6 separate regions of the Homo sapiens genome follow, and regions 1, 3, 4, 5 and 6 are each linked to region 2. Evidence: chromatin loops called from intact Hi-C (ENCODE). Cell type or tissue: heart right ventricle. All regions are shown on one strand. Each heading gives the region's core, and the rest is flanking DNA. Links, peaks and the distances in the headings are about the cores only.

Region 1 (5,221 bases), core at 522-4,521, 260 kb after region 2:
GTTTCCTAGATGATGATAACTCCTGGTAAAATTCTCAACACAAAGTACCATCTTCCCTCATTTCACATGATAATTGTATTCTTGGAAAATATTCTACATTTTAAGACTGTGCAAAAATCCCTTTGTGTTTCCAAATAAAACAGAGCAAGGTTGTAGGTTCAAATGATGATAAACAGATTGTTCATCAGATACCTGTAGAGACCTGGTTAAACAAAACAAAACAAAACAAAACAAAACAAGACTGGGCATGGTGGTTCACGCCTGTAATCCTAGCACTTTGGGAGGCCGAGGCAGGAGGATCACCCGAGGTCAGGAGTTCGAGACCAGCCTGGTCAACATGGTGAAACGCTGTCTCTACTAAAAATACAAAAATTAGCTGGGTGTGGTGGTGGACATCTGTAATCCCAGCTACTAGGGAGGCCAAGGCAGAAGAATTGCTTGAACCCAGGAGGCAGAGGTTGCAGTGAGCCAAGATTGTGCCACTGAACTCCAGCCTGGGCAACAGAGCGAGTCTGTCTCAAAAAACAAAACAAAACAGATCGTTCACCTGTCTGAACATGCTGGTGGGACACTCGAAGGTCAGGAAGAATTCAAACAATCCCTTGTTGTGTGGAACTGGGGAGGAATCCTGGCACCTGTGACCACCCCAAATGCCAGGGGTCTCCCCATCCATGTGACAATCCCTTCCCCGAGATGCTCTTCAGAATGGTACAACAAGCCTAGGGGACGAGAGGAGAAGCTACGCTTGGGGGAAGTGCACCCCAGGAGGGCAGTGAATAAAGTGTTGGGGTTGGTCTGAAGGAGGCGGAGGCCCAGGTGGGAACATTGACAAGGGACTCTGAGGTGCAGCATCCCCATAGCCAAATCCTGGGGGAGCAGGCTGGTCTCTGGGGGTGGAAGGTGGGGGGACCCTATAAGGGCCTTGCTGCCCAAGACCCCAGGCTTTCTGCAGAGGATGCAACAGAACCTATACTTCTCTGGGTCCTGCATGGACCTCTTCTGCTCAACTGCTCTGGGCCCTCCACGAACTGCACCCCTGAACAGACAGTGGGGGCCCTGTCATCTATAGCTCCTGTGGAGACCTCTGTGGGCTGAAAACCCACTTAAGTCACACACCAAGAGGATGACGGGGTCCTCAAGTATGTCACTAAACAGAAAAATAGTCCAAAATGATACCGAACTGACAAGTAACTACAGGGAAGGTAAACATAATTGTGATTTCCCTCATGTTGCTTTTGTTTTAATAAAATGTTAAGTAACAAATTGTTTTAGAGCACCTTCCTTTGGTGTCTTTGAGAACATGCTCCATGTGCCTGTGGAATGGCCCATCAGTGAACAGTCCATGAACTGACTCATTTAATCAGACCCAAGACCTTTTTAAAAAATAAGTAATTAATTAATGTTTTGAGAGAAGGTCTCACTGTGTCATCCAGGATGGAGTGCAGTGGCGCTATCATGGCTCACTGCAGCCTTAACCTCTTGGGCTCAAGCGATCCTCCCAACTCAGCCCCCAGAGTATCCACCACTCCTAGCTAATTTTTTAAATTTTTAGTAGAGATGGAGTCTCCCCATATTGCCCAGGCTGGTCTTGAGCTCCTGACCTCAAGCAATCCTCCCAGCTTGGCCTCTCAAAGTGCTGGGATTACATGCATGAGCCATTATGCCCAGCCAAGACCCCAAACCTTCTGAGATAGGTACTATTCTTTCTCTCATTTTTGTTTGTTTGTTTGAGACAGAGTCTTGCTCTGTCGCCCAGGCTGGAGTGCAGTGGCAGGATCTCGGCTCACAGCAACCTCCATCTCCCAGGTTCGTGATTCTCCTGCCTCAGCCTCCCGAGTAGCTGGGATTAAATGCACCTGCCACTACGCACGGCTAATTTTTGTATTTTTAGTAGAGACGAGTTTCACCACCTTGGCCATGGTTGGCTAGGCCGGTCTCGAACTCCTGACCTCAGGTGAGCCTCCTGCCTCGGCCTCCCAAAATGTTGGGATTACAGGCATAAGCCACTGTGCCCGGCCTTATTCCCATTTTGCAACTGAGATACTGAGGATCAAATTGATTAAGACATTTGCTCTGGGTCACACAGCCAGGAGTTGCTCGGGCCACGATTGGTCTATCCCAGAACGAAGTCTGAGCAAGCTCTAGGCCCCTGAAAAGGAGTAAAGCCCCCCGCCCCACACTAGGTCCCTGAAAAGGAGTGAAGACACACACACACACACACACACACACACACACACACACACACACACTCCACACTCTTCCACACTCTTCCTCCCTCCACTCTGGGAAATGAGAAGCTCAGGTGCTTCCCGCAATCTGTTCTCGCCCCCTGGTGGCCACGTTTAAAGCTGCGGCTGTGTCTTCAGTGCATCCTAGCCGGGGATCCACCACCCGGGGCCTGAGCCTGGCTGTGCTGGAAAAGAGTTTGCCTGGCAGGTTGCTACTTGTCAAACTATATAAAATATTTTTGCTGTTGTTTATCTCCTGTTTCACTGATGCCCTCAGCTCTTGCTTCTTCTGCTGGCTAGAAGCTCCGGCACTGGACGGAGCAGACAGCTGGCCAGCGCCACAACCACTGGACTCCTGGGGAAAGGACGTGCACTTCTCCCCGAAACTATGAAGGATAGAAGAGGGCAGAGGGCCGGGCGCGGTGGCTTACGCCTGTAATCCCAGCACGCAGGGGCTCACGCCTGTAATCTCAGCACTTTGGAAGGCCGAGGAGGGCAGGTCTCAAGGTTAGGAGTTCGAGACCACCCTGGGCAACACAGTGAAACCCCATCTCTGCTAAAAGAAAGAAAAAAAAAAACTAGCCAGGCGTGGTGGCACATGCCTGTAATCCCAGCTACTCGGGAAGCTGAGGCAGGAGAATTGCTTGAACCCAGGAGGTGGAAGTTGCAGTGAGCTGAGATCGAGCCACTGCACTCCAGCCTGGGTGACAGAGCGAGACTTCATCTCCAAAAAAAAAAAAAGAAGAAAAAGAAGAGGGCATTCCAAACAGGGAACAGCAAGGGCAAGGGCCTGGAGGCAGTTACATGGAACTGAAGGTGTGAGAAAAAGCCAAATTAAAGTTGACCCAGGCCAGGCATGGTAGCTCATGCCTATAATTCCAGCACTTTGGGAGGCCAAGGTGGGTGGATCACTTGAGGTCAGGAGTTCGAGACCAGCCTGGCCAACATGGTGAAACCCCATCTCTAATAAAAAAAAATACAAAATTAGCCGGGTATGGTGGTGGGTGCCTGTAATCCCAGCTACTTGCGAGGCTGAGGCAGGAGAATCGCTTGAACCCGGAGGGCGGAGGTTGCAGTGAGCCGAGACTGTGCCATTGCACTCCAGCCTGGGCAACAAGAGCTACACTCCATCTCAAAAAAAAAAAAAAAAGTTGACCAAGGCGGGGCGCAGTGGCTCACGCCTGTAATCCCAGCACTTTGGGAGACCCATCACTTGATCTACTTGGGTGGATCACTTGAGGTCAGGAGACCAAGACCAGCCCGACCAACATCTCTACTAAACCCCATCTCTACTAAAAGTACAAAAATTAGCTCGGTGTGGTGGCGTCTGCCTGTAGTCTCAGCTACTTGGGAGGCTGAGGCATGAGAAGCTTGAACCTAAGAGGCGGGGGTTGCACTGAACCGAAATTGCACCACTGCACTCTAGTCTGGGTGACAGAGCCAGACTCTGTCTCAAAAAAATTTTTTTTTAAAAATAAAATAAAGTTGACCCAGTCTTCAGCATAGCCTGGAGATGGGGGTGCCCTGATTACAGTGACAGGTCCTAGTTCTTCAGACAGAAATAGCTCTTGAGCCAAGGAAAGGAGGGCAGCTGTGCTCCAGCACTCTGCATACTTCTCCCTGCCCCCCATTCTGCAGTGAACACACAGCTGGGGGAGGGTCTGCCCCCACAATATACATGGGAACGGCTGCCCCCATTCAGCAGATAGAGAAACTGAGGCTCCAAATGCAGTTGAGGTTCCTTGCACAAGTCACTCATTTGACCAATGGCAGTGCTGGGATTCTTGTGTCTGCCCAGCCTCTTAAACTGCCACATCACATGGGGTACCCTGTGCCAGGGGAGGCTCTTGTCTTTGGGGAAAGTAGAGGTCATGGGCTGTGCACTTCCTACACAAGCCTCCAGGCCAAAGTGTCCTCCTGGTCCTCAACAGGGAAGAAAATATACCCAGTTTGGATTCTCAGACTTCTATGGAGAACTGGGTTGTTCAGGTGAAGGTTTATAGGGTTTGATTGTTGCTAATGGCTGATTAAAGAGTGCTTGACTTTCTATGAGTGTGTTTGAAACTGTATTTCCCATGGAGGCAGTGGGGGTCAGGGAGCAGGCTCAGAAATACCCATACATTGTTAGCACCCTGGAAATGAAGGCAATGCATGGGTATATTTAAATTATAGTCTTTCTTTACCAATGATTTTGCAAAGGAAAAAGAGGCTAGGTGCAGTGCCTCACGCCTGTAATCCCAGCATTTTGGGAGGCCAAGGCTGGCAGGTCACCTGAGGTCAGGAGTTCAAGACTAGCCTGGCCAACATGGTGAAACCCCATCTCTACAAAAATACAAAAATTAGCCAGGCATGATGGTGGGTGCTTGTAATCCCAGCTACTTGGGAGGCTGAGGAGGAAAATCGCTTGAACCTGGGAGGCAGAGGTTGCAGTGAGCTGAGATTGCACCATTGCACTCCAGCCTGGGCGACAGAGTGAGACTCTGTCTCAAAAAAAAAGAAAAGAAAAAGAAGCATAGGCCGGGCATGGTGGCTCATGCCTGTAATCCCAGCACTTTGGGAGGCCAAGGCGGGTGGATCACCTGAGGTCAGGAGTTCAAGACCAGCCTGGCCAACATGGTGAAACCCTGTCTCTACTAAAAATACAAAATTAGCTGGGCGTGGTGGTGCATGCCTGTAATCACAGCTACACGGAAGGCTAAGGCAGGAGAATCATCTGAGCCCGGGAGGTGGAGGTTGCAGTGAGCCAAGATCTCACCACTGCACTCAAGCCTGGGTGACACAGTGAGACTCCATCTCAAAAAAAAAAAAAAAAAGCATAAAATAAAAAATTAAAATTAAGTTATAGTCATTATCTAAAGATAAATAAATAAAAAACCACAGCATGGAGCTGGAGATGCTAACTGTCTTCCCTGGAGGAGCATACAGGAGCTCTCTCTCTGACTTTGGAGATGTCCAAACTGGCTCCTTCAACTACTAAATGTGGGAAGCTTCCA
Region 2 (5,221 bases), core at 627-4,626:
TCCTGTGGGGCATCTGGGTGTCCCCATGGGGACTCCTGCACCCACTAGAAACTACTCAGCCATAGACATGTTCAAACGCAGCCACAGTGACAGAAACCAGGGACAGATGGCCTCCCCAACACCCACAGGGCCAAGTTGCTTAAGAACTCTACCTGGGCCGGGCGTGGTGGCTCATGCCTGTAATCCCAACACTTTAGGAGGCCGAGGTGGGTGGATCACCTGAGGTCAGGAATTCGAGACCAGCCTGGCCAGCATGGTGAAACCCTGTCTCTACTAAAAATAAAAAAATTAGCTGGGTTTGGTGGCGGGCGCCTGTAATCCCAGCTACTCGGGAAGGCTGAGGCAGGAGAATCACTTGAACCCCGGAGGTGGAGGTTGCAGTGAACTGAGATCGTGCCACTGCACTCCAGCCTGGGAGACGGAGCAAGACTCCATCTCTGGGGCGGAGGTAAGATAACTCTATCTGGGGGGTCAGCCAGCCCTGGGTTCAAATTCTAGTAGCCTCTGATTAGCCATGTGACAGAGTCTTCTCATCTGTCAAGTGGGGCTGTGCTCATGGGTGGATGTGAGGGTCAGAGGAGATGCCCGTGAGCCTCAGGGTACCAGGCACTGTGGAGCCCCAGGCTGGCCAACAGGTCACCTTGGCCTGCTCTGCAGCGTACCTGGGCTGCAGGACTGCCCAGGGCTCAACATCCTCCTGCATCAGCTCTTCCCACCTACAGAGTTGTGGGCAAGACCACAGTGAACATTTTGATTCTTGTAGTTCAAGTACAGCTGGCCCCACCTTTCACAGCTGGCCCTGTATGAATAAGGCAGCAGGGCCTGAGGTGTCAGTGCCAACGCACCCTCTGTTAGATGTTCCTTTCTTATCATTATGAAAATTTGCAAATACATTAAAACTCCAAAAGATTTTTTTGCTTTATCTATCTGTCCATCAAGGCATTTTATCTTTTAACACAAAATAAATTGCAGACATCAGGACATTTCAACTCTGAACACTTCAGGACGCATATCATTAAGGTTCAAGGTTTTTTCTTTTCAAGGTGAAATCTACATTCAGTGACGAGCACACGTCTTTGGTGTTGGGTGTTACTTTTTGGAAACTGGTTCCTGCCTCGCTTTGATTTCCCTCCGCAGGGCACTGAGTGGAGTGCATGTGCTTGGAAGGCTGGGGCTTTCTGACTAGGTCCTGTCAGGGAGCTGGGGTGGGGTAAGGTGAGGACTCAGGGCCATGCCCAGGACTGGGAGGCAGCATAGGTGTGAGCCTGGGCCATGCTGGGTTTTTTTTTTTTGTAGGGGCGGGTGCGGACAGGGTCTCTCTCTCTCTCACCCAGGATGGAGTGCAGTGGCCTGATCACAGCTCACTGCAGCCTCGACCTCCCCGGGCTCAGGTGATCCTCCCACCTCAGCCTCCCAAGTAGCTGGGATTTCAGGCACACACCACCATGCCCGGCTAATTTTTGTATATTTTGCCGAGATGAGGTTTTGCCATGTTGCCCAAGCTGGGGTCAAATTTCTGGGCTCAAGCAATCCACCTGCCTGGGCCTCTCAAAGTGCTAGGATTACAGGTGTGAGCCACTGTGCTTGGCCTGGGATTCTAATCTGGCTCTGCCACTTCCCAGCTGCGGGACTGTGAGCAGTTGGCTTCCCCTGCTGGAACCTCCTCTATCCTGACCACAGGGCCTGGCTCAGAGGAGCACTGGACAAGGAACATGAAAAGGCTCTGACTTCACCTCAAACTCCTTCCCCGCAGGGTCTCTCATTCATCACTTTTATCTGCTATGTGGCGTCCTCAGCATCTGCCTTCCTCACAGCGCCTCTGCTGGAGTTCCTGCTGGCCTTGTACTTCCTCTTTGCTGATGCCATGCAGCTGAATGACAAGTGGCAGGGCTTGTGCTGGCCCATGATGGTGAGGACAGGGGCCCCAGGAGGGAGGGGTGCCCTGCACAAAGTGGCCAGATGAGGAGTCCAGAGTCGTGCACTTGGGCCCTTATCCTTTCTCTAGTGTGCTGGAGTTTGCAGTTGGTTAGAACTGGATGGAGAGACCCAGCTTCAGATCATCCCAGCTCCACTACTCAGCAGCCCTGTGACCTCAAGTGGGCTGTGGTGCCTCTAGAGCAGGTCTGTGAGGCAGGGAACCCGGAGAGGGGTCTCTGGCCACCAGGTGGCGCCGGTGCTCCCCACCGGGCCTACAGGAATGAGCTGCCGCCACAGGAATTCAAGCCATTTCCACGTGGGCAGGACAGGTTAACTGAGGACTTGCAGGGCTTACCCAGACTTCAGCCATCGGCAACCCTGACCTCGTTTTATCACCTGTGAGGGCCCAGACCCCAGTGGACCTCGCTGAATGAAATGTGTCCTAGAGAAAGGGCAGCAAAGGCTCAACTTGAACCCTTGTCTCTTGACTTCATATCCAGCATCTGCTGCCTCAGGAGGGCTGCACCCTCTGTGTCCCCATCTTAGGGACGGATAAGCAGAAACTGTGGTCCATGAATGGATCGGCCACAAGAGTGTGACAAAGCCGAGGCCCAGAGCCAGATCTCCCCAATGGAGAGCGGGAAGGGAGCAGGTGGGGGTGTTTCCAACTTCTGCTTCCACCGCATCGCAGGGCAGGCTGCACCCTGATCCACACAGTTTTTTGCCCAGAGCTTAGGACAGCAGCCCCGCTGGACCCGGGATAGGGCAGTGTCAGCTGCTGGCAAGGCAGCAGAGGCACCTCGGGGGTGGGACAAGGGCCTAGGCATGTGGGTGGGGCCAGGATGGGATAGGAGCCCTCAGGTGCTAGGCCTGGGGCTGGGAACACGACCAGGCTGCCAGGCCTCCTCCCCATGCTGTGCTCAGCTCCAGGGGCTCAGGGCAGCATGCCCCTCTCTCCCCAGGACTTCCTGCGCTGTGTCACCGCGGCCCTCATCTACTTTGCTATCTCCATCACGGCCATCGCCAAGTACTCGGATGGGGCTTCCAAAGCCGCTGGGGTGAGCAGCCGCCCCACCCCTCTGGAAACTGCAGATGCCCCTCTAGCCCCTCATTTAGGGTGGGACCTGGGGCAGAGCCTTTCCCTGCTGGGGCCCCCCTGGGGTCTCATGTGGGTCCCGATGATGATTCCAAAGTCCTCTCATTAAAGACTGACTCTACCCGGGGTTTTGAAAGGCTGTTTGTCAAACCAAGTTCACAGCTCATTTTCCCACTTCCGTTACTCACAGGGGTCTGTGCCTGACACTCGGGCTGTTTGTCCAAGCAGATCTGAAATGGGCCGTGAGGCTGGGGCAGCAGCCTCCCGGAGCAGGGAGTCAGCCCTGTGATGCATCCCATCCACCCTGTCCACAGGTGTTTGGCTTCTTTGCTACCATCGTGTTTGCAACTGATTTCTACCTGATCTTTAACGACGTGGCCAAATTCCTCAAACAAGGGGACTCTGCAGATGAGACCACAGCCCACAAGACAGAAGGTAAGCGGCTGCCCTGATCACCCCAGCAGTGCTGCAACAGGGGCCTGCCCTCCCTCGGGGATGCCAGCTAGTTTGAGGCTGGGGTGGGATCATTTCCTCTCTCCCCATGGCAGGAAGTGTTTTCACAGCCCATTCTCACCTACCCTCATGCAGCACTGATCCAAAGCCAGTCCCATTCGCCTCGTGCACCCTCACCCCAGCCTTTCTAGGAGGGGCAAGCAGTGGGCATGGCTGAGCCTCAGGCCAGGCCGGCAAGTCTCCCTGGACGACCCCCCTGGGCAGCCAGTCACTCTCGGGCACCTGTCCACCTGGGATCCAGAGTGGCCATCCCCCAAACCCAGCCCCTCTGCTGTCTTACCCATCCAGGCCTGTCCTGGGAAGCTCAGAGCCCAGAAAGGAGTCAGACCCAGAAACCGTGGCAAGGGACAGATGATGTGTCCCGTACCAGGGGAGGGGCCAGATGGGGCAGCAATGACGACAGTAAAACAGGAGCCGATAGAGGGAGGGATACAGTAGCTGAAAGCAGGCCCACGCTGGGTGTCAGCTGGCCCGAGGCTCTGGAGGGGACACTAGAGCTGGGTACTGACAGATGGCAGTAGAGGAGTGTGCAGGCAGAAGAGACCAGGCCGGTGTAGGGAAGAAGGCTGAGAGCAGAGACAGCAGGCGCTTCTGCCTGGGGAGATGCTTCTCTGGACCAGGCGGATGTGCCCCTGTGCTGGCAGTGCCTGTGGCTGGACAGGTAGACAAGGGCAGCTCTGGAAGGGCCTGCAGGCCCCACCCTGTGGTTGGGATCTTCCCTAGGCAGGACCAGTAGGTTAGGCTTAAGAGCCACTGGTTTCCTAACAGCCAGGTGCTGGGGCCATGGGGATTTGTGAATCCCAGAAACCGTCCTTCTGCTGAAAATGAATGCCACTCATCCCATCCCGTCCCTTGGCAAATATTAGGTTAGAGCTCCCAGGCGGTTTCCTCAGGCTCTGCAACCTGCTCCCAGTTGCCCGCAGCAAGTGATCCCAGACAACCAGCCCAGGGACCAATTAGTAAACGTCAGTGGAAACTTGGGTGGTTTTATTTTGTTTTTTTTGTTTTACTATTTGGAGAGTTTCACATATGTAACAATTATTTTGCTGTAAAATTATTCTTGACTTATATGTTAGAATTGAATATAGCAGCCAGGCACAGTGGCTCACGCCTGTAATCTCAACACTTTGGGAGGCCGAGACGGGTGGATCACTTGAGGTCAGGAGTTTGAGACCAGCCTGGCCAACACGGTGAAACCCCATCTCTACTAAAAATACAAAAATCAGCCAGGCATGGTGGTGCCCGCCTGTAATCCCAGCTACTTGGGAGGCTGAGGCAGGAGAATCACCTATGGGAGGCAGAGGTTGCAGTGACCTGAGATCAAGACATCGCACTCCAGCCTGGGCGACAGAGTGAGACTCCATCTCGGGGGGAAAAAATTGAATATAGCAAAACCCACAAAATCTGACGAGTGCAGCCCAGGAACCGGAGTGAGGGACAGAGCTGGGGTTTAGGGACTAGGCTGCCCACACCCCAGCCCTGAGCCCAGCCATGAGCCAGCGACAGCTCATGGGGACTGACTGGGGTTCTGAGAGACAGAGGCTGGCCAGGGAGGGGATGAGCATCAGGAAGTAGCAACCAGCACTGGGGTGGGGTTGGGGGTTAGTGACTCTGGTGCTTTTCCTTCTGGGGTGGAGGTTCCAGAAGGCTCTACAGAGCTCCGAGACAGAACTGGGATTTCAGGAACCCTCGAGG
Region 3 (5,221 bases), core at 522-4,521, 88 kb after region 2:
TCACGCTTGTAATCCCAGCACTTTGGGAGGCCGAGGTGGGCGGATCATAAGGTAAGGAGTTCGAGACCAGCCTGGCCAGGCCAACACAGCAAAACCCCGTCTCTACTAAAATTACAAAAATTAGCTGGGCGTGGTGGTGGGCGCCTGTAATCCCAGCTACTCGGGAGGCTGAGGCAGGAGAATCGCTTGAACCCGGGAGGCAGAGGTGGCAGTGAGCCAAGATTGTGTCACTGCACTCCAGCCTGGGCGACAGAGCTAGACTCCATCTCAAAAAAAAAAAAAAAAAAAAAAGGCAATTGCACACCTCCCTTCACCTCCTACATTCTCTTTGCTAACAGCAACGCCAAACTAAAAACCAATGCATCTTTGAAAACATTCCAGTTTACCAGATAAGGTAAATTTAAAATTCTGAAGACAGATTATCTGATCCATTTTTCTTTCCATAAAGCCCTTCAAAAATACCCTCTGGCAGTCAGCAGAACAAGCCTTTCACCCAAGAGAGACATAAAATAGCCTATGATTCTGTCATTTACAAACGCCAGGACATTTATTTAAAGGGTATCCACACATTATATTATTCCCAAGGAATGCTTATGCACTCAAGTAGGAAAAGGAGGACCAGGCCTGGCACGGTGGCTCATGCCTGTAATCCCAGCACTTTGGGAAACCAAGGAGGGGTGATCGCTTGAGCCCAGTAGTTGGAGACCAGTCTGGGCAACATGGTGAAACCCCATCTCTACTAAAAATACAAAAATTAACCCGGCATGGTGGAACGTGCTTGTAGTCCCAGCTACTCGGGAAGCTGAGGTGAGAAGATCGCTTGAGCCTGGGAGGTCGAACCTGCAGTGAGCCACGATCGCACCAGTGCACTCCACCCTGGGCGACAGAGACCCGGTCTCAAAAAAGAGAGAGAGAGAGAACAAGAACAAGTGGCTTCTCTGGCTATGAGAAGTCTATAAAGTTTTGAGGCCGGTGGCCTCAGAAGGCCTACCTGTGACAGAGAATGTTGGGGGGACACACGGGTTTTTCTGAATTAGAGCATGCCCACAACAGAGCTAAGCAATTGCCCGCAGAGGCATGTTACAAAACCACAAAGCAGGAACAGAGCTGAGAGGCCCCTGCCCAGAACACCCTGGAAGCTAAAACACAGGACCCTGAGAAATGAGCTCTACTACAGACAAGTCCAACAGAAAGTTCTCTGTTTCTGCTACCTCCAAAACTGGCTGCCCTCCCAGATTTAACTCTGGGTACCAATTGGGCAGTGCCAGCCACCGTGCTGGGCGGTGGATTCCGGGATGCCAAGTCTGTCTTCTTGGTTAGAAGGACACAAACCTCTGCAGTGTAGAGAATTGTGGGCATATCTGGGCTCCTCCACTGCATCAGGGCTACCTGCCTCCATCCAGCAAATACTTACTAAGCGCCTACCATATACGCCTGGCACCCAGCTAGACATCAAGTGGGAACCAAACCACAGTCCCTCGTCTCCGCAGGCAGAAACAGGCACCGTCCGGAGGTTGCGCGGGCCGGGAAAACCTGCCACAGGTTGCTAAGACCAGCTGTACCCAGGAGACAGCAGGATTCCCAGCAGCACCCAGCCCAGTAACGCCACAGACTCCCGGGAGCGAGGGCGGAGCGGACAGGTAGGCCCGAAGGCAGGTGCTCAGGTAGGAGGCGCACACCTGAGGCTGCCGGCCTGGGAAGGGCAGGCTCTGGCCGAAGGCGGGGTCCCCAGAGAAGGCTGCAGAGTGGTCCCGGGACCCCACGAGGGAGAGGGGGCGCGAGGAGCGGGCTCCGGCCTGGGCAAGCGGGTACGCGGCGGAGGCCCCGCAGCGGGGCGGGGAGGGAGGCGTGCGGCTAGGCCGCCCTCGGGCACCTGGGGCCCCGCCCGGCACCTACCACTTGGGCGACCTTGAGGCGGCCGAGCGCGCCGCGCAGGTAGTCGGGGTCGCAGCGCAGGCCGGCCAGCCCGCGGCGCTGGCTCACCGGCTCGGTGGTGGGCTGGTACGGGCTGCTGGCGCCCGAGATCATGGAGGTGCTCGAGGCCTCGCCCTCGAAGCCGTCCAGCTCCTCGCCGCTCCGCATGCTGCCGCCCGGCCCGGGCCGCCTCGCGCGGCTGGCTCCCGGCGCCAGGAGCGGGCGGACTCAGCGGGGCCGCCGCATCGCCGCCGCCGCCGCCGCCGCCGCCGCCCGACTGACTGCCCGCGGCCCGCCCGCCGCCGCCGCCTCTCGCCCGCCGCCCGGCTGCGGCTGCGGCTCGGTCCGCTCGGGCTCGGCTCCCGCCGCCTCGGCAGCGGAAAGGGAGGGAGGTGGGAGCCAGGAGAGGGAAGGAGGCGGGAGCGGGCGCGCCGGGCCGGGAGAGGCGGAGCCAGGCCGCAGCCGGCCGCTCGGAGGCGCTCCGCGGCTCGAGCGAGGTGGAGGCGGCGGCGCCGCGGGCCTCGGGGAGGGGCGGGGCGAGGCGGGGCGCCGGCTCCTCAGGCCCCGCCCTGGCCCCGCCCCCACCTGCGCCTAGAGCCGGGGCGGGAGCCGCTGGTGGGCGCTGGCGATCCCGGCACGCGGGGCGATGGGGTTCAGGCAGCGGGGTCTTGGGGCTGAGGAAAGGGTCGAGGTGGACCTGGAGGCCATGGAGTTGCTTTCCCAGACGCTGCCTCAGGTTCTCCTTTGAAGAAAGTGGGGTCCTCGACGCATAGGGTGGGGAGCTTCTCGGTAAAGACAGAGACGGGCTGCGCCACCCGGGTGCCGGGAACGGTGCGTGGCCAGGGTGGGCTTGACTCAGACTATTGGGCCGACGAGAGGTGGGTAAGTGCCTGTGTTCTCACGCTGGGCGCCTGGAACAAACCGGTTCCGAGGCCAGGGGCGGGCGGGGCAGGGTGAGGAGCCGCCCCACTGCAGGTTGTCCCCGCCGGCCTGACCCAGGCGACTGACATGTTCCTCTCCTCTCAGCTGAAAAGCTTTGCTAGCTCTGTCTACGCATAAAGTAAGGTTAAACACAGATTTTGCCCCGAAGGGCATTAATTAGGGACCAATTTACAATTCAAGTGTGAAGGCTAATTTTAAGCTAAGTAAAACACTGACTAAGAAGTGTCGCTTTGATATTGAACCCTTCCACAACCACAAATACCGAGAGCTTGCCATGTTCTAGGCACTGAGCAAGGCGCTTGAAGAACGTATCGTTGTTATTTCTATTTTACAGAAGAAGAGACTAAGGCTGCAGACTGGAAGTAGCTTGTCCAAGGTCACACAGTTCATTGGTGGGCAGAGCCCAGGTTCCTACTTTTTCTTTTTTTAAAAAAAAGTTATTTATTATTTTCATCATCATTATTTTTGTAGAGATAGGGCCTCACTGTGTTGCCCAGGCTGATCTCGAACTCCCGGGCTCAGGGGATCCTCCTGCCTCAGCCTCCCAAATTGCTGGGATTACAGGTGTGACTGACCATGCCCAGCCCTCAACTTTTTCAAAGATAGGAAGGACAGTGACTCTAATACTGTTGTCCTTCTGTATGGGGGCAAGAGAGGGAGCTTGTTTTCAGGACCCCCTCAAATACCAAAATCTGAAGATGCTCTCAAATCCTTTATATAAAATGGTGTAGTATTTACATATAACCTACACACATCTTCTCGTATACTTTAAATAATTGTTCTACTGTATTACTTTTTATCTATATTTTTGTGTGTGCGTGTGTGTGTTGTTTGGGGGTTTTTTGTGTGTGTGTTTTCTGAGACAGAGTCTTGCTCATCACCCAGGCTGGAGCGCTGTGGTGAGATCTCTGCTTACAGCAACCTCCACCTCAAGCGATTCTCCCACCTCAGCCTCCCGAGCAGCTGGGACCACCACGCCCAGCTAATTTTGGCATTTTTAGTAGAGACAGGGTTTCACCATGTTGGCCAGGCAGATCTCAAACTACTGGCCTCAAGTGATCTACCCACCTCAGCCTCCCAAAGGGCTGGGATTACAGATGTGAGCCACCGTGCCCCACCTGTTTTTCTGTTTTGTTTTGTTTTGTTTGTTTTTAAAATAGACTTTTCACTCTGTCATCCAGGCTGGAGTACAGTGGTACAATCATAGCTCACTGTAACCTCGACCCCCTAGACTTAAGCAATCCTCCTGTCTCAGCCTTCTAAGTAACTGGGACTACAGGCATGCCACCACCATGCCTGGCTAAATTGTTTTTTCTTTCTTTTTTTTTGGAGATGGGGTCTCATTATGTTGCCCAGGCTGGTCTCAAACTTCTGGTCTCAGCAGTCCTCCCACTTCAGCCTCCCAAAGTGCTGGGATTACAGGCATGAGCCACCACATCCAGCTTATTTTTTATTGTTTTTTCCAAATAATTTTTTTTTTTGAGACGGAGTCTCATTCTGTCACCCAGTGGCATGATTGCTGCGCACTACAACCTCCACCTCCCAGGTTCAAGCAATTATTCATGCTTCAGCCTCCTGTGTAGCTGGGATTACAGGTACCGACTAACACGCCTGGCTAATTTTTGTGATTTTAGTAGAGACGGGGTTTTGCCATGTTGGCCAGGCTGGTCTTGAATTCCTGACCTCGAGTGATCTGCCCACCTTGGCCTCCCAAAGTGCTGTGATTACAGGCATAAGCCACTGTGCCCAGCCTATTTTATTCCAAATTTTTTTTTATCAGCAGTTGGTTGAATCCATAGCTGCAGAAACCACAGATATAGAGGACTGACCCTAAATCAACAAATATTTATTGGGCACTTACTATGGATTAAGCAATATACTAAGAACTTGAGATAGACAATGGTGCTAGACGGTGGTGACATTGAGTGGTTGGATGTAGACTCTTGCCTCTGCTTTCTCCCAAAATCCCAGTGAAATGACAGTTACAGGGATTTTTTTGAGGGGGTGGGGTTGGGCATTAAACTGTTGGGATAAAGAATGGCAAAGGAGGCAGGGCACCATGGTGCATGCCTGTAATCCTAGCACTTTGGGAGGCTGAGGTGGCAGTTCACTTGAGGTCAAGAGTTCAAAACCAGCCTGGCCAACATGTTGAAACCTTGTCTCTACTAAAAATAAAAAAAAAAAAAAAAAAAAAAAAATTAGCCATACATGGTGGCGAGCGCCTGTAATCCCAGCTACTCGGGAGGCTGAGGCAGGAGAATCACTTGAACCTGGGAGGTGGAGGTTGCAGTGAGCTGAGATCACCCCACTGTACTCCAGCCTGGGCTACCAAAAAAAAAAAAAATGGAATGGGAAAGGAGACAAT
Region 4 (5,221 bases), core at 559-4,558, 120 kb before region 2:
CTGAGGCAGAGAAGTGGCCCCTCCCTCAGTCCCTGCCTGGCCGACCACTGTGGCCTGCACGCGAATGGGTCAGAGCCAGACCCCGGAGCTGGTGCTGTCCTTCTAGGTGGCTGCTCATAGCTGGGGATGGTGAGTGGCTGTGTTCTGGCCTTGCCCACGTGGGTGTTTGCAGAGACAAAATGAAGGGGATATGCTCCCCATAAATACCACCTTGCCACCACAAGAGGACCAGAAGGCTACTCAGCCTTGCTGCCACAGAAGGGGATTTGTAGGGTCAGCCTGGCTGCAGAAAGGCTGGCTCAGATCTTGACCAAGAAACCCCAGCGATTTCCATCAAAGACCACGCAGGTAACAGAGGTGATTCCTGAAGACCCAGCCCACAGAGGGTGGCAGCCAAGCATCTCTGAGCAGTGTCCCTGCTAGCATCGCCAGCGGCCATCACTCTGCCTCCCTCCCACCTCTTGTCCCTCGTCGTTAAAAAACAGCACCCTATCCTGCTTCCCCACATTTCTGTTCCTCCAATGAAGGGCTAAGACTATTTAGTAATCTCTTTCTTAAGCAGAGGAGTGGCAAGGATGGCAATCTTGAATTTTATTTTCTGTAGAGATAGCATTTCTTCTGGTGCGGAGCTGAAAGGAATCCACCCAGAAGTTCTGTAGCATCCTGCGTGCAGCCTCCTGGAGCCCCAGACTCCATCTGGGGGAGGGACTTGTTTACAAGCAGTTCTGACCACCTTAGTGGTGTACTGTTTTCTAGGCAAAAAATATCTGTCTGTTGTACTGTATAGCCTTTAAAATGCAGTCCAGGAATGAGACTCTTTTAAGAAACACATCCTGCTTCTGCAATTCCAGAGAGTGCTGGGGGAAAAAAAGGGATAAAAATTCCTACCTACTCATCAGTGTTTGAAAGATGGAGCTGAATAGCTTTTCTTGTTCCTGGACTAGGCAATGAATAAGCAACAATGTATCTTTTCTGTGTTCAAAATAAATACATAATATCAATAAAATGTAGCAAGAAGTAACACTTTCAGAGAGTGCATAAGGTTCCTTTTTTTCTTTTCTTTTTTTCTTCAGACAGGGTCTCACTCAGTCGCCTACGCTGGAGTGCAATGGTATGAACATAGCTCACTGTAGCCTTGAACTCCTGGGCTCAAGTGATCCTCCCACCTCAGCCTCCTAAGCAGCTGGGACTACAGGCATGCACCACCATACCCAGCTAATTTTTGATTTTGAATTTTTGTAAACACAGGGTCTCACTATGTTGCCCAGGCTAGTTGAAACTCCTGGTCTCAAGCGATCCTCTCACCTCAGCCTCCCGAGTAGGGTTTATACCTTCTGAAACTTGTAAGAAAAGGAAACACTAAATAGCAACAAAATGAAAATACACCTCCGGCTAGCAATCTCTACCCATTCATTACCTCTCAAGATTAAGCACCATTGAAGCCTTGTCATTTTCCTGTTGATGTGGATATTTGGATAGTCAGTGCCTTACAGGAGTTGCTTTTTTTTTTTTAACCTCACTGAAACTTGGCATCATTTCTCTGAGACATGGCTGGTGTAACGTCATGAGGATGGGCCATCAACTTCAGGACCTGACTCTAGGAACTTCAGAGACTACACGTTTTACTCTAACAGGAGTTGGCTTGTAGCACCCTGATGGCTTGTACCACCAGGAAAGAGAGGAAAGTGGCAATGAAACTGAAATGAGCTGTTGTCTCACCCTCTGCAGGAATTCCCCTCTTCCTTTCCATGCCCTCCACAACACCATGGCTTGGGCTATTGATCTCTTAGCGGACAGAGCCTGGGCCCCTTCCTCTGTCACATTTCCCTCCCACCAGAACTCCAATAGAGCCCACTAACATAGTCCTAGATGCCCCCAAGTGCCTTGAAAGTGGGGTGCAATCCAAAATTCGAATAGTCCATTAATATAGTCTTAGACCCCAAGTGCCTTGAAAGTGGGGTGCAATCCTGAAGGAGGGTGCAGCGGGGGGAAAGACCACGAGATAGGCTCATCCTTCTGGTTCTCCAGCCCACGTCCCTGCTGGACAGGCCAAGGCTGGCTCTGCTGCGCCTATCACCCCCACCCTGAGCCCACACTGCCACCTGCCGGCTCGCTGCTGCCACTGCTCAAAGTGAACAAGTCAGGCCCTGAAGAATGAGGAAGCCCCTCCTCTCACCTTGAAACACAATACCCACCAGCACTCATAATTGCAGACAAAACCCGTCATTTTAACCCTGGGCTTTTCTTCCACCCTTGAGATGTTCTATGAGGTTGAACCCATTCAAGTATTCCATTTTTGGGGCTCACCCCCGCCCCGCCAGCATCACTCTCTGGACAAAGCCTGACACTTATGTCCCCCTCTCTGTAAGCAAAATAATCATTTTGCATGCCCTCTGTTCTGAACATCACTAGGCATGGCTCTGGTGCCACCTCAGTGCTCTGGGGCTCCACCTCCTGGGAATGAATGCAGAAACTTCCACAGTGATGGTGTCCAGCCATGTGCTGCCCCCAACCGAAACCACCCCACACCGACACCCAGCTCCCACCACAAAGACTTAGGATCCCACAGGCCTTTGGGACTGTCACGCTCTTGGCTTTTCCTGCTCCTCCATCCACGACATGCCCTATGCTGTGGTGTGTCACATATGGCACCACATTCAAGGTCCTTTGCACATTCCTAAGGAGATGCCGCCTGTCTGTGCCAGGGGCCAAGGAGAACACCCCAGGTACCTGGGCTCATCAGAGGCCCAAGGAGATGGAAGGTGAAGCTGCATCACAGGACGATGGAGACAGGGGCCCCAGGGCCAGACCCTGGGATGAGGATGTGGGTGAGAGTTTGGTTAGGGAAGTGTTCCCAGGAGTACCAGATGGAGTGAGGCAGGAAACAAGAAAGGCAAGGAAGCCAGTGAGGGGGTCACCAAGCAGGTCACCACTGCAGGCCACTGAGCGCAGTCCCACTGGTGACTCTGAGACACAGAGTAGAACGCACCTCAAAGTGACGCCCGCCCTCAGGTGGGAGAGACGGGTTGTTTGTACCCTGATGCTCAGCAGACATTTTTGGAGGCTGCCCTTTGGAGAATGTTCATTCCTGCCCCTTGTGGAGGCCAAATGGGCTCCTCTGGCCAGAAAAAAGTCTTCAGGGGAGTCACCGTGCTGGCGATGACGCCATCGTGATAGTCCACAAGAGCCATCATTGGGTCCCCGTGTATGGGTGTGGTGAGGTCCCAGGTCTCTGCAAAGGGCTCCAGCAGCTGCTGCCACACACAAGCAACAGGCATCGCCCAGAAGAGGGCGGAAGGAGGGTTGATACAGAGTAAGGCTGTTCACAGCCACCACGAGGAACATCCATTGTCACACTGGCCAAGCCCACATGCACATACACACACTGGGGCCCCTCCCAAGTTCCTAGAGATACCCCTGGCACACACTCACATGTAGCATCCCTCAGCTCCACCTCCTGTGGTTTCGTGGACATTTGCTCAGACAGCTTTGGTGCACACACACTAGTGCCCTTCTCACTTAGAGCTTGTGCACGTACACACTTGGTGTTGCATACTCCAGTGCCACTGACACTCCCACTCAGCTGTTCCTATCCATGCCCACCTGCATGTCCAGGCTCTTGGCATGAGCGGTGGAGAGACAGTAAGCTTCATCGTCTGAGGAAGTGAATCTTCTGTCCTGGTCTCTGCTTTGCTTCACCCCACATTGCACGTCCTCGGGGCCAGAGGAACTCTCTGGAGCCCAGGACTGGTTGCCTAGATCAGGCCGGGTATCTCTGGGCTTGGGGGCTGGGCAGATCTTTACCCCCAGGGTGGCAGCCCAGTTGTGCCAGCCCAACATGTCTCCAAGAAATCCAAGGTTGCAGGTCCTCAGGCCCTGCCGTCCCCACCTCAGCCATGCCACCACTGACCATCTCACCAGCATGACTCCTGGGGGCCTGGGGCTGCCTGTCTCTCTTCCACTGCCAGTGGCTGCCTGGTCCACAGCCCACCCCAAGGCTGGCACCATCTGAACTGTGTGGTGGAGTAGAAGAGCATCCCTTGAAAAGGACCCTCCACTCCCTGCCACTCTGAGCCTCATTATCCAACTGCAAGAGTCAGAAACCCAACTTGAATCTTCATGAGCAAGGAAGAATACTTACTGAATTGTCCAAGTCAGGCATGGCTGGATCCAGAAAGTCCGGGAATATGGGCAGGTATGTCATCTCTCTCTGGATTCTGCTGTCCACCACAGTGCCTTCATTCTCCCATCAGAACAAAAGTATGGAAGCCCCAAGTCTACTTTGGTTGGTTCATAATCCAAAACAAAGAGATCCTCTCTCTCCCAGAGAGCAAATACCAAGTCTCAGAGAAAACTGGCCCAGACATGTCCTCATCCCTGACTCTCTGAATGGCTGGGATTAGGGTCTCTGTTGTTTGTTTGTTTGTTTGTTGTTTGTTTTTGAGTCAAAGTCTCACCCTGTCGCCCACACTGGAGTGCAGTGGTACGATCTCGGCTCACTGCAACCTCCGTCTCCCAGGTTCAAGCGATTAGCCTGCCTCAGCCTCCTGAGTAGCTGGGATTACGGGCATTCTGAGTAGCTGGGATTACGGGCACATGTCACTGCGCCCAGCTAAATTTTTGTATTTTTAGTAGAGACGGGGTCTCACCATGTTGGCCAGGCTGGTCTTGAACTCCTGACCTCAGGTGATCTGCCTGCCTTGGCCACCCAAAGTCCTGGGATTACAGGTGTGAGCCACCGCACCCAGCCAGGATTACGGTCTCTGGCTGACTGAGCCTGGGTCATGCCAAAGCAGCCCTTGCACATCTCCCATGCCTCCATCTCCCCTCCCTGCCTGCCACTCTGTGGAGGGTGGAAGAGGAGGAGCCACATTCATCTCTCCTGGAATGGGTTCTGCAAAGAAAAGAGGGGAGGAGGCTGGGAGGACTGGAGACACACAGACGAGCAGCCTCTGCCATGTTCCCTTGACAGGGACAGGCCCTACCCCTCAGATCTCAGTCTGAGCGATGACCCCAAGCCACAGATAGACAATGAGCTGGGCAGTGAGTCAGGGCAGGTGCTGGGGCAGGGTCAGGCGGAGAGTGGTTGCTAAGCAGGGCCCATAGCAAAGAAAGGAGGAAAGAGCAACAGCCTCCAGCCAGGCCTGAGGGCTCCAGGCTCACTGGACACCATCTTGAATCTGTGCCAGCTCTTTCTCATGGTTGCCATAGCAGGGAGGGG
Region 5 (4,000 bases), core at 1-4,000, 130 kb after region 2:
TTGAACTCCTGACCTTGTGATCCACCCACCTCAGTCTCCCAAAGTGCTGGGATTACAGGCGTGAGCCACAGCACCCGGCCTACAGCATCTCTTTAATTAAGCTCATTCATATACCTTCACTGTCAGGCTAAACGCGATGGCTTATGTCTGTAATCCCAGAACTGTGGCAGGCCAAGGCGGGTGGATCATGAGGTCAGGAATTCAAGACCAGCCTGGCCAACATGGTGAAACCTTGTCTCTACTAAAAATACAAAAATTAGCCAGGCATGGTGGCGGGCACCTGTAATCCCAGCTACTTGGGAGGCTGAGGCAGGAGAATCACTTGAACCCAGGAGGTGGAGGTTGCAGTGAGCCGAAATCGTGCCATTGCACTCTAGGCTGGGTGACAGTGAGACTCTGTTTCAAAAAAAAACAAACACACACACACACACACACACACACACACACACACACACACACACACACAAATACTTCACTGTTAATACAAATAATCTAGTCAAGTAAACCATACTCCATTTTGGATAAAAACAGAGAAGAACTCCTCCATGTGGTTGTTGAAGGGTCTTTAAAGGAATCAAATATTCTCACATTTTTCTCTTTAAAAGCACTTTTAACAAATCTTCAAATCAATAAAATATACAATGGCTTAACTGGGCAAGATCTAATGCCCGAAGATCTCGTGAGGCACTCAACTAGGGCTTCCCAGACAGTGAGAAGCACAGAGCCTGGAAGGGCTCACAGGTAAGCTAAGCTACGGTTGGAAGGTGGAGGCAGGAAGTTCAGACAGCTGGCTCCACGAACCTCCACCCCATTACCTCGTGCACTGTAAACTTTTCTGCTGTTTTTTACCTGTGCCATGAGGAGAAAATAGTTCAGAAGCCCTAGATTATTCACGCTCTAAAGGAATGACTTAATTGTGGCTGCCCAACAATAGGAAATTCACATTTTTAAATAACTTAGCATTTTATTTTATTTATTTAATTGTTTTTGAGATAGAGTCTTGGCTCTGTTGCCCAGGCTGCGGGGCAGTGGCACAATCATGGCTCACTGCAGCCTCGACCTGCTGGGCTCAATCAATTTGTCTGCCTCCGAGTAGCCAGGACTACAGGCATGTACCACCATGACTGGCTAAATTTTTTTAGAGACAGGGTTTCGCCATGTTGCCCAGGCTGGTGTCAAACTTTTGGTCTCAACCAATTGGCCCACTTCAGCTTCCCAAAGTGCTGGGGTTACAAGCATTGAGCCACTGCGCCTGGCCAACTTAGCATTTTAGAAAGCAATTTGGAAAGCAGAGCAAATATACATAACATGAGTGAAAAGGCAGTATTAAAAAGAGGAAGGACCATGTAAGTTGGATAGTAAAACGTGCATTTTTTCTTGGGTATACACATACTGCAGTGTTAACAATTTCTCTCCAGATGGTGAGTATTTCACAGCAGGGGACATCAGCCCACTTGGGGCTTCCCTTTGGAATCAGATGGGAGTGGGTACAAGAAGATCACAGAGCATCTTCACTGCTGCTGCTGCTTCTCTCTCAACTTTTCCCTCCTACCTCATTTATTGGTTTCACAGTCCTGAGAAGACCCCATAGTCCTACATAAGCATAAGAAAAGCCCCATATATAAAACAAGAAAGAGAAGACTAAAGTACAAAAAAGCGCCACCTTCTGGTGGCTATAGGGGATGCTTTCCCTTTCACTCAGATGATCCCTGCAGCCAAACAGCTGCCACAGACACAAAACCACTGGGAACCTAACCCTAAAAGAGACTGGCCGGCCATGGAGCAGCTTTCCAAAATCATAAGAATGGAGACTGGTGTTGGACTGGAAACCAGGTTGAATAACAGCCCTTCACTCCTTCCATATAACATCTAGAGTCCAATTAATCTGGAAAGCAAGAGTCCTCTGGGCAAGAGGATAGCCAACTGCTTTATTAAAATGTAGCCTAAACCCAGTACTAACAAAGGCTCCTCCAACATACAACACAAAGACGTGGCTACCATTCCAAACATCTGAGAAGGGGTGGTGACAGCAGAGAGGCCAATGGAAAACCAACCAGAGTCGTGGGACATGGTTCCAGCAATTGCTAGCTGCCCTACGGTGTCCTCTCTCCTCTTCCTCCTTATAACCAAACTGAACTTTGATATTTAGAACACATGGCAACCCAAAGTAAAGATTACATTTCCCAGCCTCCTTAAGAGACAGCAGCCCCTGCAGCCCTGCATTTCTCTTCCTCCATCCTGCTGACTGGAACACGGATGTGAAGGCTAGAGCTCTCAGTCAGGAGGAAGAGAACCACACCCTAGAAATGACAAAGCAGTAAGCACAAAGGAGCAAGGTCCTCCAGCTGTCTTCCCAGGGCTCTAATTTCCAGTCCTCAACTACCTACACCTCCAGATTTCATTTACAGGAGAGAAATAACCCTCAGTCTTGTTTAAGCCATTATGTTATCTCAGGTTTTATGTCACATGCAGCTGAATCTAATCCTAAATAACAGCCATCAATGACTAAATCACAAAATAAATTCAGTGTTTCATGGAAATTTAAGCCCCCCAGAAGCAGGCCTTTTATTTACTGTGTCTCCAGCACCTAGAACCTGGTACCTGGTACAGTATAGGGCAGACACTTTCCCTATCTGGGAAAAAACAATATTGGCTCAATCTCTCTCTTTTCTGTCTTAACAGATCTCTACAAGGTTATCACTCTAAGAAAACAGCTTCAGAGAACTGAAGTCACCAGTACATTAGCCCACTCATCTGGGTACAAAGCTGTCTGTGCAGTGGATGAAAGCAGGTCTTCAGACTCAGAACTATTCAGAGAAGTTGTCCTTAAGGGCTCTATTTCAGGAAAAAAGAGGCATTATCTAGAAAGGTCAGTGGTTGAAGACACATGAGCTGAGCTGCATAACAATCACAGTAGCACACATGCGGGTGACCAGGGAAATATACACATGCACAACAAACCGAAGAATACAATGTTAAACTCATTGTTTTAGACAACGTGGGACAGAAGCAAGATGAAGTACTGGACAGAAAACACACTGCGAGAAACTTGATTTAAAAAGCGCATCAAAATTTCTGAACCATTCTGCCAGTAAGTGTGAAGATCCCGTGTGCCATGCCCGAGAAGCCCTCATTAATTCACCAGAGGGGGTGATGTCATCCTGTGAAAATACGCCAGGCTGGGTCAAGCTTGCCCCGGCCAGGACGGCTGCTGCTGCTGCCATGGCTCCAGCCCCTGCCCCTCCCATTTCCCTGGCAAGTGGACAGAAGATGATGTAACTGCACAGAAGCAAGGGAAAGGAAAAACAAGCTTCTGAACCACATTAAGGAAAAAAAAACCCAAACAAACTTCCTTTAATTTGAAAGTTCTTTGTTGTCAAAAGGGCTTGGATGTCCTTAGTCTTAAAATAACCTTTCATGTTAATTACAAAAAAAAAAAAAAAAAAAAAAAGACCCTCCTATTTCTAACTAAAATCGTATTTTGCTGGATTCCAAAATGAACTAAGGAGCTGAAAGCTTTGTCTTTCTTAGGACTTCCTCTAAGCCTGCCAACACGAGGGTCCATAGGGCCTTAATGGAATTCCAGGGCAGTAAACTCAAGCTGCAGAGACCACAGCAAACCCTCACATCCTCTGATGTTAACTCAGCAGACAGAGAGTAACAGAAAAGCACAGAGATCCACAGAACTTAACACATTTTAGGGAGTGAGGGAAGAACTCTTATTTGAAACGGAAACCAATGAAGATAATAAATATTGATTTGTTTTCTTCAACTTGTGACACTTGAGTTAAAGACTGCTTTGAATACTTTTGACTACTGAGTTTACAAGAGGAACTCTGAAATAAATGGTGCAAACAAAACAAAACCACGAAGCAAGGGAAGCCTCTAGGATTGGGAAAAGGAAAGTGATTCAAACCATCTAAAGAGACTCGTGAACTTCCCAATTAAGAAAATTATATTTTACTCACACTTCCGTTCCAGCTCCCTCATTTTTTCTGGT
Region 6 (5,033 bases), core at 1-4,000, 93 kb before region 2:
TGGGGAAAAGGCTGCCTTTGATGAGCCACTCCTCATGGAGATGGTGAATTGCTTCCAGGTATTCCTGCCAGGGAAACACAAGCAGTCTGTCGGGAGTGGACAGAGCAGACCCCACCTACCAAGGGTGTCAAGCAGAGGGGGTCAAAGTAGTCAATGACCATGGGCAGTGACTCAGACAAAGGAACCCTGCAAGAGCAAACCTGGCTCAAGTGGACAGCGGCAGACGCAGCCACACACTCGGTGGCCAGGCTGAGCAAAACAGCACAAGTGTCACCAGCCACCCTGCTCTGCTCCACTGGGGGTTCGTGGGCACAAACACTGGCCCTTCCCCTGGCGCCTGAATCAAAGCCAAGGCAAAAGGCAGGACCCCCTCCCCCTCCCCCTCTCCCTCTCCCCTTTGCACGGTTTCCCTCTGATGCCCAGCCGAGGCTGGACTGTACTGCCGCCAACTCGACTCACTGCAACCTCCCTGCCTGATTCTCCTGCCTCAGCCTGCCAAGTGCCTGGGATTGCAGGCGCGCACCGCCATGCCTGACTGGTTTTCGTATTTTTTGGTGGAGACGGGGTTTCGCTGTGTTGGCCGGGCTGGTCTCCAGCTCCTAACCGCGAGTGATCCGCCAGCCTCGGCCTCCCGAGGTGCCGGGATTGCAGACGGAGTCTGGTTCACTCAGTGCTCAATGTTGCCCAGGCTGGAGTGCAGTGGCGTGATCTCGGCTCGCTACAACCTCCACCTCCCAGCCGCCTGCCTTGGCCTCCCAAAGTGCCGAGATTGCAGCCTCTGCCCGGCTGCCACCCCGTCTAGGAAGTGAGGAGTGTCTCTGCCTGGCCGCCCATCGTCTAGGATGTGAGGACCCCTCTGCCCGGCCGCTCAGTCTGGGAAGTGAGGAGCCCCTCTGCCCGGCCACCACCCCGTCTGGGAGGTGTACCCAATAGCTCATTGAGAACGGGCCATGATGACGATGGCGGTTTTGTCTAATAGAAAAGGGGGAAATGTGGGGAAAAGAAAGATCAGATTGTTACTGTGTCTGTGTAGAAAGAAGTAGACATAGGAGACTCCATTTTGTTCTGTACTAAGAAAAATTCTTCTGCCTTGGGATGCTGTTAGTCTATAACCTTACCCCCAACCCCGTGCTCTCTGAAACGTGTGCTGTGTCCACTAAGGGTTAAATGGATTAAGGGCGATGCAAGATGTGCTTTGTTAAACAGATGCTTGAAGGTAGCATACTCATTAAGAGTCATCACCATTCCCTAATCTCAAGTACCCAGGGACACAAACACTGCGGAAGGCGGCAGGGCCCTCTGCCTAGGAAAACCAGAGACCTTTGTTCACATGTTTATCTGCTGACCTTCCCTCCACTATTGTCCTATGACCCTGCCAAATCCCCCTCTCCGAGAAACACCCAAGAATGATCAATAAATACTAAAAAAAAAAAAAAAGGCAGGACCCACACCTGGCTTCTCCCATTTACTGCCACTTTTGCAGCAGCAGGGCCTCAGTTCCTTCAGGCAGGGGCCCAGCCCTGGGCAGCCTCTAAACCCTCCGCTCTGTCTTGCCACCAAGAGGACTGTGACCCTCACCCATTGCCCTTCTACCCCCTCAACAACTCGTAACCTATAGACCCTCCAGACTATAAAGACCACCAACTGCAGAAAGCCTGATGCAGCGGAGCCCAAGGGAAAAGGGGCACAGGCCCTCCTGAGCCATGGGGCCTGCATGCCAGGCAGAGCAGATACTCGTGCTCTCCCAGGCACAGAGTGGGATGGCTCCTCACACAGATTCCACTCGCCATCCCAGAGGCTCGCGTGTCAACTCTGCAGCAGCCTTTACATCTCCTGCCCAGCTCTCCCTTGGCAATAGGAGCCAGATGTGTCCCATGGACCTGGTCAAACCCTTAAGACAATGGCTTGGATCACGGCTTGGACGGCCCCCAGGCTTGGGGAGCATCTGGGTCACTGCACAGAGCTGCTGTGCGCATCACAGCATGGTCCAGCCTGGCCCCATTCCACCACATTCCATCTTCCTAGCATTCTTGTCTCCAAGATTTCAAAGGAGCTGCCCAGAGTGACGCCTGGGCCCTCGTGGCAGGAATGCATCGTGCTGGCACCAAGGAAAAACAAGGCTGAGCAGGATTTCAGGAGTTGGATAGGCTTCCCAGGGCCCCCAGTCCAGCCTATCCTGAGCTCAGAGCCCCTGACACCCCACTGAATGCTTGCCCAGCCTCTGTCTCCCTCCAGTGGCAGCTTCTCACATGGGACATTCAGTTCAATACTAACTGAGCAACTACTAGGCACCAGGCCCCAAGGCACATGCAGAGGACACGGAGGGAATAAGACCCAATCTTAAAAAGCTCACATTAGTGAGGGATGGGGAACAAAGGTATAAACAAATAGTGTCAGTATGCTGTCCTAAGGCCCATGATCACAGAAAGCCAGGGGGTGGGTTTGGGGGGGGTTACAATGGAAGGAAGGTCAGGGGTGGCTTCCTGGAGGAGGTGACATCTGAGTAACACTTTAAAGACAAAGGAAACGACTGTGCAAAGGCACATTTGCATAACTCCACTGTGTATGTGGTTGTTTGTGTGTGGCCACAACTAGTTCCTTATAGCCAGAGCATAGAAAGTAGGGAATGGAGGATGATAACGCCAGAGAGGCAGTTGGGGCCGGGTCATAAGCCGTATTACAAAGTGGGGACTGCATTCTAGCCAGCAGCAAGGCACTGAAAGGTTCTGGGCTGGGAAATTGCACGAGTGGTGATGAGTATTGGAAATATCAGCCGGGCGGCAGCCTGGAGGCCAGATTTTGAAGGGAGATGCAAGGAGGGAAGGGCCAGGGCGAGATGCACAGCCCGGGCCTATACTGGCAGAGTCCCCATGAGAGTCAGTGTGGCCTGAGCAGAACTCAGAAGGGCATGGCATCTCTCCAGTGGGCAAACACCACTAAGCATGAGCACCGCCTCCGTGCCGGGCACTGTGCTAAGCACTAGGGATGCAGCAGTGAACAAGAGGGCTGGGTCCTGCCCTCCTGGAACTCGCATTCTAGGGAGGACACAGAGAGCACAAGGCCAGGCAATCTTCAGGAGGCAGAACAGACAAGCCCTGGTGCTGCCAAGATGGGGAGGGGCAGGTGGGGAGGGGAGGGGAACGCCTCCAAGCAGGAGGGTTGCCAAACTGTGAGTCAGCGACCACAGGAAGCCAAGCAGATCTGGACATCCACGTGGGTCTCTGGCCAAACAGGAAGTCAGAGTTCACCCTCTGATACACTTGGTTCCTGTTCTCTCTCTGCAAACAAGGGCACAATGATCTCATGGGGGTGGGGCCGGGAGAGGAAGCCGGGTTGGACAGAGGTGGTTTCCCAGTTTGTCTTTAACCAAGTCAAAGAGGCCTCTTACCAGCGGAATGACCTTCTCCTCTTCCCTGCATCTCTTCTTTAACCTCTGGTAACAAGTCTCAGGATTGGTCCGAAGGTAAACTGAGGTTAAAAGAATACGTGGCTCTCAGGACTCTGCTCATGGCTTGGAAGCAAAGCAGGCACACAGGCAAAGGCGGGAGGAAGGTCTGCACAGCTCGAGCAGGAAGCAGGGAGGGCCAGCTCTTGGCTTGACCACTGACCCTCCGCCTCGACTTTCATTCTCTTTCAGTGTCAGCGGCCCCGTGGGGTCGTTTTGAGGCTGAATGGGATTCTGTTCATAGACAGAGCTCAAAACAGGCCTCACACCCAGCAGGTCTCAGTGAATGTTCAGGCTCTGTCCTTCCTGTTCCTTTGCAAACTAGAAAAACCCATCAGATCACAGTGGATTTGGGTCTGAAAGTAGCTGAGCCAGGGAGGGAAGTTTAAAGAACAAAGGCCAGGGTTCTTCTCCATGAGAGACCAGAAGTCCCGAATTCTGTCTGCCCTCAGGGAGAAAGCTGAACTCCCATGGGGAAGGAACTGCCAAGGGCAAGTGCCTCACCCACTGCCCCCAAGGGTTGGGGCCCAGCCAAGCACATCCTCAAGGGACCCAGGAGAGAGACAAGAGAGGGAGGTGGGAGGGGTGCATCTCACCTATCAAATCAACAGACACGTCCATGTTCCTCAAGATCCAGTCAAACCATTCCGACAGAACTACATAGTCCACTTCTGGCATCTTCCCACTGCAATGAGAGTTGTAAGGGCTTATTCACCTAAGAGAAAACTTCTGGGCTATGCAATTCCCCCAAAAGGATCTTGAGACGGCTCTCAATGAAAGGAGTCACCAAGGGTACCAGGGCACAGTGTGATCCGTGCAATACTGGACATGCAGTGACAAGGACCCTAAGCATTCCCGACCTCCTGCTGCCTGGGAGCGGCTTATGGCACAATGCTGCAAGGGCCATGGCACGGAGTGATGGGAGAATTCACTTGGGATTGGAACTCTAAGCAGAGAAAGGGACTTTAAAGCTTGTACCCTGAGAACAGAGACAGTGCTCAGGTTAGGCAATGAATCAGCAAACCAATTTCACTTCTAGAAATTTATTTTGTGGACCAGGGTGGTGGCTTATGCCTGTAATCCCAGCACTTTGGGAGGGTGAGGTGGGAGGATCACTTGAGGCCAGAAGTTCAAGATCTGCCTGGGCAACATGGAAAGACCCCCATCTCTACAAAAACTACAAAAAAATTAACTAGGGGTGGTGGCGCATGCCTATGGTCCTAGCTACTCGGGAAACTGAGGCAGGTGGATCACTTGAGCCCAGGGGTTTAAGGCTGTAGTGGGTCATGATCATGCCACTGCACTCCAGCCTGGGCAACAGAGTGAGACCCCTGACTCAAACAAAACAAAAAAATTTATTTTGTGAAAATAATCATGATGCTCACCGCGGCACTGTTTAAACCAATAAAAAACTAAATCTTGGTAAATCTATATAACAGAAAATTCACGCAGTAACTGAAGGATGATATTGTAAAATAATATTTAATGGCATGGAAAAATTTCAAATCTAATGTTCAGTGAAAGCAACAGGATCTAAAACTGTGTATATCCCAACCACATTTCCAAAAGTATTCACCAATGCATCTTG

What was found. Hi-C counts contacts between places; a loop is a spot of excess contacts. Peaks named below come from ENCODE experiments on the same cell type or tissue, not always from the same donor. Only the 100,000 strongest peaks of a DNase experiment are listed, where the experiment ranks them.
Region 1: it touches region 2 in a loop (22-fold over the local background); 74 of 110 quality-filtered maps call a loop at or near these places.
Region 3: a loop joins it to region 2, with 3 times the contacts of the local background. A loop is called at or near these places in 20 of 110 quality-filtered maps.
Region 4: it touches region 2 in a loop (2.0-fold over the local background); 40 of 110 quality-filtered maps call a loop at or near these places.
Region 5: it touches region 2 in a loop (4-fold over the local background); 24 of 110 quality-filtered maps call a loop at or near these places.
Region 6: a loop joins it to region 2, with 2.7 times the contacts of the local background. A loop is called at or near these places in 15 of 110 quality-filtered maps.

The regions. Positions count from the first base shown.
Region 1 is chr16:66,865,669-66,870,889 of GRCh38, forward strand. The region is part of intron 1 of LOC124903699 (a long non-coding RNA gene); the gene reads right to left. Among named protein-coding and RNA genes, the nearest start is that of PDP2, 12 kb to the right of the region's middle. In heart right ventricle, for the core only: a CTCF peak has its summit at 2,361 (motif pointing left); a DNase peak (open chromatin) is centred at 2,333.
Region 2 is chr16:66,606,556-66,611,776 of GRCh38, forward strand. It overlaps CMTM3 (CKLF like MARVEL transmembrane domain containing 3), which reads left to right. Exons shown (of 5, transcript NM_181553.4): 2 at 1,754-1,909; 3 at 2,880-2,975; 4 at 3,328-3,448. It also overlaps a transcript of CMTM4 not described here. Among named protein-coding and RNA genes, the nearest start is that of CMTM3, 4.5 kb to the left of the region's middle. RefSeq lists an enhancer at 2,445-3,256. In heart right ventricle, for the core only: CTCF peaks have their summits at 2,158 (motif pointing right) and 2,381; DNase peaks (open chromatin) are centred at 1,831 and 2,166; H3K27ac peaks cover 1,225 bases.
Region 3 is chr16:66,694,444-66,699,664 of GRCh38, forward strand. CMTM4 (CKLF like MARVEL transmembrane domain containing 4) reads right to left here and starts at 2,300. Exons shown (of 4, transcript NM_181521.3): 1 at 1,897-2,300. The coding sequence starts at 2,082. RefSeq lists an enhancer at 1,503-2,342 and silencers at 1,813-2,102, 2,193-2,532, 2,773-2,832, 2,863-2,942. In heart right ventricle, for the core only: a CTCF peak has its summit at 2,574; DNase peaks (open chromatin) are centred at 1,678, 1,938 and 2,398; H3K4me3 peaks cover 2,274 bases; H3K27ac peaks cover 869 bases.
Region 4 is chr16:66,481,805-66,487,025 of GRCh38, forward strand. BEAN1 (brain expressed associated with NEDD4 1) reads left to right here. Exons shown (of 5, transcript NM_001178020.3): 5 at 1-1,029. LOC124903698 reads right to left here and starts at 4,478. Exons shown (of 5, transcript XM_047435016.1): 1 at 1-4,478. The coding sequence starts at 3,345. The coding sequence ends at 2,740. RefSeq lists an enhancer at 2,353-3,333 and a silencer at 3,146-3,215. In heart right ventricle, for the core only: a CTCF peak has its summit at 2,113 (motif pointing left); DNase peaks (open chromatin) are centred at 2,087, 2,597, 3,257 and 3,537.
Region 5 is chr16:66,738,470-66,742,469 of GRCh38, forward strand. It overlaps DYNC1LI2 (dynein cytoplasmic 1 light intermediate chain 2), which reads right to left. Exons shown (of 13, transcript NM_006141.3): 4 at 3,969-4,000. Among named protein-coding and RNA genes, the nearest start is that of DYNC1LI2, 11 kb to the right of the region's middle. In heart right ventricle, for the core only: a CTCF peak has its summit at 1,663 (motif pointing left); DNase peaks (open chromatin) are centred at 2,228 and 3,222; H3K4me3 peaks cover 1,888 bases; H3K27ac peaks cover 3,430 bases.
Region 6 is chr16:66,513,748-66,518,780 of GRCh38, forward strand. It overlaps TK2 (thymidine kinase 2), which reads right to left. Exons shown (of 10, transcript NM_004614.5): 7 at 4,042-4,130; 8 at 3,389-3,468; 9 at 1-64. Among named protein-coding and RNA genes, the nearest start is that of TK2, 34 kb to the right of the region's middle. In heart right ventricle, for the core only: a CTCF peak has its summit at 2,229 (motif pointing left); DNase peaks (open chromatin) are centred at 234, 2,114, 3,264 and 3,914; H3K4me3 peaks cover 802 bases; H3K27ac peaks cover 2,908 bases.